Regions from separate parts of the Homo sapiens genome. Here region 1 is linked to region 2. A link is a contact called in ENCODE Hi-C or POLR2A ChIA-PET data. All regions are on one chromosome and are shown on one strand. The core of a region is the stretch at or near the end of the contact, and the rest is flanking DNA. Distances in the headings are between cores, read along the strand shown. Region 1 overlaps FAM193B (family with sequence similarity 193 member B). Region 2 holds the start of NHP2 (NHP2 ribonucleoprotein).

Evidence for each region. Hi-C counts contacts between places; a loop is a spot of excess contacts on that map. ChIA-PET counts read pairs that join two places held with the same protein, here RNA polymerase II (POLR2A). Pooled maps may share reads with other maps.
Region 1: POLR2A ChIA-PET joins it to region 2 with 13 read pairs in OCI-LY7. The contact joins the enhancer-like site here to the promoter of NHP2 in region 2. A Hi-C loop is called at or near these places in 2 of 168 maps with a recorded cell type or tissue (CD8-positive, alpha-beta T cell and naive thymus-derived CD4-positive, alpha-beta T cell), 2 of 37 single-sample maps with no recorded cell type and 12 of 50 pooled maps. POLR2A ChIA-PET finds 5 or more read pairs at or near these places in 7 of 52 experiments (BJ, GM12878, H1 and 4 more).

Annotation. Positions count from the first base shown.
Region 1 is chr5:177,544,354-177,548,455 of GRCh38, reverse strand. All of the region lies in intron 1 of FAM193B (family with sequence similarity 193 member B), which reads left to right. Among named protein-coding and RNA genes, the nearest start is that of FAM193B, 8.2 kb to the left of the region's middle. Within about 2 kb of position 1,980, at least 20 of the 41 ENCODE cell types and tissues checked have a DNase peak (open chromatin) inside an H3K27ac peak, as active enhancers do; they include PC-9 and Panc1, where a contact is called at or near this core.
Region 2 is chr5:178,151,393-178,155,541 of GRCh38, reverse strand. NHP2 (NHP2 ribonucleoprotein) reads left to right here and starts at 1,657. Exons shown (of 4, transcript NM_017838.4): 1 at 1,657-1,884; 2 at 1,982-2,051. The coding sequence starts at 1,725. RefSeq lists an enhancer at 4,089-4,149.

The sequences.
Region 1 (4,102 bases), core at 731-3,230, 610 kb after region 2:
TAAAACAGAACAAAAAACCTTCCCCCAGTTCTGATCTATTAATGATATTTGCCAACTTCCATTGTGTATAATCTTCCATTGTGTATCCAAACACTTACCTGTGCCTACTCTGTGCTACAGCTTCTGCTGAATGACTGCAATACAGTGACTTGTGGGACACAGGCTCTGCCCTTGAAAAGCTCACAGTATTGTGGAAAGGACAGATTTCAACCACTAGAATATATATGATAAGCTCTATTCTAGAGATACGTTTTTAAACAAAAGAGTGTTAGGATATCCTAGAGCAAAGCCAAGTTCATTCTTCCTGTGGACTTAAGAGGATGTAACACCCAGATCGAGCCTAAAAAAAAGAGAAGAAAAAGGCAGAAGGAACAGCATATGGGAAGGTGTGACTACTTTATGTATTTGGTCCTTCTTGGCAGGATGTGCAGAAGCAGAGAAGGACTGAGGAGAGGCATGCTATGTCTTGGGAAGGGCCCTGTGTGTGTGCCTTCGGTTCTGTGCCTGTGAGCCTGCCTTCATCCTTCAGACTCTGGGTGGCTCCCAGCACAGCAGCTGCATGGTTGTGCAGCCTGTGGGCCAACATGCTGCAGTCCATCTCCCCTTCATTCTCCACCAAAGGCCCTTAGCTCCCTTTATTATTTCCCCCTCCATGCTTAGGATGCTTAGCACAAGTGGTAGCTACGAGTAGATCTATCTACTGTGAAAAATGATGTAGGGAAACTAAAGCAGAAAGAAGGGGCTGGTGGAACTGCAAACACTGAAGGTTTTATTAGGAAGTTATAGCCAGAAAACAAGGAGCTGGGGGTTCAAAGAGGCCTTGAAGTCACTTGTCTAGTCCTTCTGTCCTTTGCTTCAAGAAATAAATTTGGGGCCGGGCGCGGTGGCTCACGCCTGTAATCCCAGCACTTTGGGAGGCCGAGACGGGAGGATCACGAGGTCAGGAGATCGAGACCATCCTGGCTAACACGGTGAAACCCCGTCTCTACTAAAAAATACAAAAATTAGCCGGGCATGGTGGCGCGTGCCTGTAGTCCCAGCTACACAGGAGGCTGAGGCAGGAGAATGGCGTGAACCCGGGAGGCGGAGCTTGCAGTGAGTCGAGATCGCGCCACTGCACTCCAGCCTGGGCGACAGAGCGAAACTCCGTCTCAAAAAAAAAAAAAAAAGAAATAAATTTGGTTTGGGCAAGTCTCACTTAGTAAGTTTCCCTGTCATTTCTTCCAGGGCAGAAGAGGAAAGAAACTAACGGGTATTGAGCACCTACTTTGTGCCAGGCCCAGGCCAGGTACTTTACATAATTTATTTCCTTCTGTCCTCACAACTCTGTAAAATATGGTTTTATTCCCATTTCATAAATGAGGAAATTGAGGCTCAAAGAAATTGAGTAATATTCCAAGATCATATTGAAAATGGCAACTGGGATTTGAACTCACAACTGTGTGTCTCGTCCCCAAAATTCATGCTCTTCCTCCTCCATGAGTAACGTGTGCTGGGGTTAGAGTAGCAGAGTGGCAGTTTGACCTGAGGATTCAGGTAAATCTGCGGCTTGGGCCCTCCTTGTGGCTCATTGCACCCAGGAGGCAGTTCAGCGGATGAGCTAGCCTTGTGGGGATATTAAAACAGAAAGTTTTAGGGTTAAGGTCACTAGGATCAGAGAGACTCACTCCCAACCGAGCTTGTACAACCAGAAAGGATTCTCCACTGACTAGTCTCGTAGTGTGAAACAGCTGTTCTACCTCCTGGAAGGGCCTGAGCCCACAGCCTGCATGGAAGTTTGGGTAACAGCTCCAGGGCACTGAGGTGGGGTTGTGTCAGCTCTCTTAGAATTAACTGCAGCTCTGATTGTCAGCATTAGAATAGTCTGAGATTCTTCTCACTGATTGCCCTCTCATCAGTGGCTCAGAGTGACTCATAGCATGTTGGGAAATGCACTGTTTTGGCTCTGTTTTAAATTCTGCCTTTGTGTTGAACAGCTGAGACATGAGCCAGATGGGCTTTAAGCTTTCATTTATTTATTCAGTGAATGCCTGCAATGTGTCAGGCCCAAGCCAAGCCTAGGTTCCTGGGCATACTTAAATGACCAAGGTCCACACACTGCCCCCAGAGGGCTCACATTCTACCAGGAATTTAGGAACAGACAGAATACATCTGTGGCACATTTTGATGATGCTATACTAAATAGAATCAGTTGTGCTTAGCTTGACCAGCAAGAGCTTCATTGACCTTTGACCAGAATCTTAGGGAATGAATAGGAATTGTCAAGGGTAGATGTTTCCCGGCACTTAGCACAATTGGCAGGAGACAGGGACTCTGACAATGTTGAATGAGGGAATAAATGGGTGAATGGAAGAGTGACTGATGATAACTATGACAATGAGTTTTTCTAGGCTGAGGATTAATCATTTTCTCTGCTTCTGAAAGGGAATTTTAGCTGCTGGTGTTGTCCTCTGCCTGCCTTGGTGACAGAGAGGCTCTTGGAGTTGGGTGCCTTGAGAGTAGAGTGCTCTAATGGGCCATTTCAAAATAGAATTTGGGACCTGTTGCAGGGCAGCTGGTTAGATACAGCATGTGTCTTGGGGCAATCCTGTACGAACATACACAAACTCTGGAGATGAAAAAGAATCCATGGGATGAATGAGGCCACGCTGAGTGCTGGAAATTCAATCCAGCTTCAGAGTAGTCCTTGACAGCTGTCTGGTCTGGCAATGGGTTATTCCCAAATTGTGGACAGAAAGGCCAAGCTAGAAAATTGAGTCATGCCCCCAGAGAGCTATCTTTTTTTTTTTTTTTTTTTGAGACAGGCTCTCACTGTTACCCAGTTTGGAGTACAATGGTGCAATCTTGGCTCACTGCAACCTCCGTCACTTGGGCTTGAGCAATCCTCCAACCTCAGGAGACCTTATATATTCCTAAAAATTATTGAGGAACCCAAAGAGCTTTTGTTTGTGTTGTTTATATCTATTGATACTTACCAAATTAAATATTAAAGCTGAGAAAGCTTTAAAATATTTTGTCACTAATTTATTTAAGAAAGACAATATTAAAGCTATCTTGTTAACATAACAATTTTTAATGAAAACTATATTTTCCAAAACAAAATTAGAAGAATGGCCAGGTGTGGTGGCTCATGCCTGTAATGCCAGCACTTTGAGAGGCTGAGGCAGGCGGATCACTTGAGGTCAGGAGTTCAAGACCGGCATGGCCAACATGGTGAAACCCTGTCTCTACTAAAAATATAAAAATTAGTCAGGCGTATTGGCAGGCGCCTGTAATCCTAGCCACTTGGGAGGCTGAGGCAGGAGAACCGCTTGAACATGGGAGGTGGAGGTTGCAGTGAGCTGAGATCATGCCACTGCACTCCAGCCTGGATGACAGAGCGAGATTTCATCTTAAAAAAAAAATTAGAAGAATGGTCTTCTTTTCATTTTTGCAAATTTCTTTTCATCTGGCTTAATAGACTAAAGCTGGCTTCTCATATATGCTTCTGTATTCAGTCTTTTGCAATACATTGTTTTGGTTGAAGTATATGAAAAAAAATCCAACCTCACACAAATATGTAAGTGAGAAAGGGAGGAATGTTTCAGTAGCCTTTCCAAATAATTTCCATTATTGAATTTGAGCCCATATCAGTGAAGTCTTCATACTCATTTACACTAAAATCTATTGGTCGAGCCAGTGCTTTGAATCCATCATGCTTTGGTCATTTGGAAAATAGGCTCACTGGATTTTGCACATCTTCCAAATGTTTTCCATTTCATTTTACAATGCCAAAAGATAACATTTGTTAATATCACCACCAATTTCATCAGAAAAGTCTTCAAGTATTTGGAAGCTGTCAAACTCATGGTGGTAGATGCAAGTTTCAGAATTTTAATTTTCACTTGAAAGCTTGCATTTTATATCATTGCCCACAAATACTGTCAGTTGTTTTCCTTGAAGTGACAGGCTCATTTTATTCATTGTTCATTTTTTTGAGAAAATGTCTGCCAATACCCAAGTCTAAATAGTAAGTCATTCTTTCAGTTAAAAAATGGTGTTCCATGAAAAAAAGTGGCTTCCTCTTCCTTTGATTTTATCTCTCTTTTATCCAGGAAAAACT
Region 2 (4,149 bases), core at 408-2,907:
TGATTTTTAGTAGAGACGGGGGTTTCACCGTGTTAGCCAGGATGGTCTCGATCTCCTGACCTCATGATCTGCCCGCCTCGGCCTCCCAAAGTGCTGGGATTACAGGCACCGCGCCCAGCCTATTTGTTTTTATTTAATGCAAAACAAAATTTATTGCACTTTAGTTCAGAGTTACAAGGTTTTTGTTGTTGTTGTTTTGTTTTAGAGACAAGATTTTCCTGGGTGGCCCAGACTGGAGTGCAGTGGCTATTCACAGGTGCAGTCATGGCTCACTGAAGCCTCTAACTTCTGGGCTCAAGCGAGCCCCCTCTCAGCCTCCCGGGTAGCTGGAACCACAGGCACGAGTCACCACACCCGGGAAAGGCCAATTTTTAAGTTGGTTTAACTGACCTGTGTTCCCACCCACAACTACCGGAACACTTCTAAGTTTCTACTTACTGGCCTGTTCCAGCAACACAAAAATGGCAGGCCTGCCACATCAGGATCAAAGGTAATTAGTATTACAAATTAGTAATTTGCAGCGATTATCTAATTAATATCCATCCAGAGTTCCAAAATATAGTGGAAGAGGCTAATCAGAGATACCAAGATCCACTGGATCTCGGCCTGCCACCGCCCCCCACGCCCTGGCAGCTCTGTCCCTTTACCTTCTACAGACCCGTCCAAAGGGTAGCTCCTCATAGCTCTCACCCTGCACGGCAGGGAGCTCAGTCCCCAAAGCCTTCCCTCCGCTGTTCCCGGCTTCGCTGGAGCCGTCCTTCCCTCAGCCCCGGCTGGCTTCTCGGCTAGGCCCTCTGCATGTGTAGCGTCAGGCAATGGTAAGAACTGCGGGAAAATAGCGGGTGAAGGGATGCTGGTTTGGAGAGAGAGGGGACGGCAATTTTAGATAAAATCACCAGGGAAACCTCTCCCATGGGAAACACTGAAACGGAACCCTGCGGGATGAGAGTGAGCCACACGCTATCTGTGGAAAAGCGGTGCAGACGCAGGTCAGTGGGGTCATCCCTTGCTCTGTATCTTTCACACCTGCGCAGCCGGGTCCAGGGGTCAGAAAACAAAGAAAAATTATGCAAGAAAGGAGGCAGCCTTAGGCCGGGCGCGGTGGCTCACGCCTGTAATCCCAGCACTTTGGGAGGCCGAGGCGGGCGGATCGCCTGAGGTCAGGAGTTCAAGACCAGCCTGACCAACATGGAGAACCCCTGTCTCTAGTAAAAATACAAAATTATCTGGGCGTGGTGGCGCATGCCTGCAATCCCAGCTACTCGGGAGGCTGAAGTAGGAGAATCGCTTGAACCCGGGAGGCGGAGGTTGCAGTGAGTCGAGATTGCGCCACTGTACCCCAGCCTGGGCAATAAGAGCGAAACTCTGCCTCAAAAAAGAAAAAAAACGAGGCAGCCTTTCCAGCACCCAGAGCCCCGCCCTCTCCGGCCCCGATTCCCAGGGCTCCGCCCCTTGCCTCACATTCCCTCCGCTCCGCCCTAATCGGTTCCGCCCAGTCCCTTGGTCCGGGGATGGCCCCGCCTTAAGGACCATGACTCCGCCCCTCTCCGCTCTCCGTAGTTACGAAGCTGGGCGTCAACGATTGGGCTGAGTCGGAGACTTCCTTTCCTGATTGGCCGTGTTGTACGGCGGCTTCTCGCGCAGCTGATGACCTGGAAGTGATGCCTAAAGCTGTGGACCGCGTGGGCTCGCCTCCCTGGGACTAGGTTTCAGCGGCCGCTGCGATGACCAAAATAAAGGCAGATCCCGACGGGCCCGAGGCTCAGGCGGAGGCGTGTTCCGGGGAGCGCACCTACCAGGAGCTGCTGGTCAACCAGAACCCCATCGCGCAGCCCCTGGCTTCTCGCCGCCTCACGCGGAAGCTCTACAAATGCATCAAGAAAGGTGAGGCGGACGGCGGCGTGGCCGGGATGGGTGCGCGGGTGGGATGGGTGCGCGGGTGGCTGAGCGAGGCCCCCGACCGACTCTTCTGTCGTTGCAGCGGTGAAGCAGAAGCAGATTCGGCGCGGGGTGAAAGAGGTTCAGAAATTTGTCAACAAAGGAGAAAAAGGGTAAGAACCTTCCTTCCTCTGGATTTTGCATTTCTAAACGTTAACGGAGAAATCTCTACTTAGTAGGCGCGCAGTAAAAAGGTTAACTCTGACCTAGCCCCATATACAGAAGCCAATCAAGCAGTCGGTAAAGTCCCTTTGGTACAATACCGGTACGACAATACCGGTACACCACGTATACCAGCTCAAAGTGAATTCCAAAGTGAAGCGAATTGTGTAAGCAAAGTCCCTTAGAGTAAACCCACCTTCATTAATTCAGGGACCCTCCTCCCCGGGCTCCGCTCCTTGCCTCAGATTACCTCCGGCCCCCGCCCTAATCCTCTCAGCCCTGAATCTCAGTCCTAGGGATGACCCCTCTCCGGCTCTGTATTTAAGGAACTGAACGTTAACGTTTTTGTTTGTTTTTGAGATGGGTCTAGCTCTCACCCAGGTTGGAGTGCGGTGGTGCGATCACAGCTCGCTGCAGCCTCGTCCCCCTGGGCTCAAGCGATCCTCCCACCTCAGCCTCCCGAATAGCTGAGACCACCGGCTTGCGCCACGCCTGGCTGTTGTTATTGTTGTTTTGCAGAGACAGAGGAGTCTCGCCATGTTGCCCGGGCTGGTCTTGAACTCCTGGGCTCAAGGAATCCTCCTGCCTCAGCCTCCCGAAGCGTTGGGATTACAGGCATGAGCCACCGCGCCTGGCAGCCTTAACAATTGAATGTACTCTTTTTCAGGCACTGTGTTATGGGGGAAACAGTGACATTCATTCATCAGATAATGACACACACACAACTAATTACACGTTGTGATAGATAGCCATGAAGGAAAATAACAGAGTGCAATGATAACTTCATCACCCCACTTTTCTTAATGGCATTTATCAAAGTTTGAACCTTGTTTACATTTTTCTTCCCTTTATCACCCTCTCAGGCCAGATGGTAAGCTCCTTCAGAACAGGGCCTCCTTGCTTTATCCCAAGAAGTGAAACTGTAGGTGCTCAAGAGATCAATAATGTTGGGCAGACTTGATGCTCAACGGCATCTAACCTAGCTGGGGAGGGCGCATCTGGGGAAGTTTCCCTCAGCAGTCACATTTGAGCTGAGGTCTTAAGACACAGGGATTAATTGGGGGGTGGGTGGGAGGATTCTGCCAGAAGAAAGAGTGGGCCTCTGGGCAGGAGAGGGTCTGGTGAGCAGAAGTGCTACCTTCTTAGGGGGCCTTGTAGGACACAGTAAATTTAGTTTTTATACTCAGCACTTTGGAGGCTATTAGGGGTTAAAGCCAGGAAGTGACATAATTTTTATTATTTTTTACACCCTAAGATTTTTCTGACAATTGAAGAAAGGATTAGAGAGGTACGAGTAGGTTTGGGAAAGTTCAGGTAGTAGACTACTGTAGTCCTGGAGAGGTGATGGTGGAGACAGAGTTAAAGGGGACAGATTTGAAAGGACTTTCAGATGTGGAGAATGGGGAGGTATTGACGACTTCTAGGTTCTGACATGCCCAGCTGGAGGGACAGAGGGCCCAATCTTGAGATGTGAACAGTGGAGGGGGACCAGATTTGTGTAGAAAGATCACAAATTTGGGTCTGGGTAAGTTTTTGAGGTGCTGTAGAGACACATGACTTCCACCCCGCCCCACACCAGGAGAACTGTCAAACAGGCAGATGGCTATAGGGGTTTGGAGCATGGAAGAGAGAGGGCCAGGCTGGAGATAGTACATCTGGGAGTTTTCAGCACATAGATGGCACCTGACCCCATGGCAGTGGCTCCGGTCAGCCAGGAAGAAGGTCCTGAGAGGAGAGGGCAGCCGAGGACAAGGCTGTGAGGAACACTCACAGTGAAAGGCGCTTAACAGAAGGGGAGCCAGCAGAGGGCCCAGAGGAGCACTAGGAGTGCGGAAGCATTCTTTCAGCCGAGGGCTCTGTCCTTGTGTGTCCGCCTGTTATCCAGCATGGGAGAGCAGACTTTTCCTTCTGTGTCTTAGGCTCCTGAGGCCCTTGCCCCCCAGCCTTGACACCTGGCCAGCTAGGAACCCTGGCTGAGTCTCTGGCAAGCTTTCATTGCCTCACTGTCACTCTTGGGACAGAGCCCATGCTTCTTAGCCTGGTACTCAA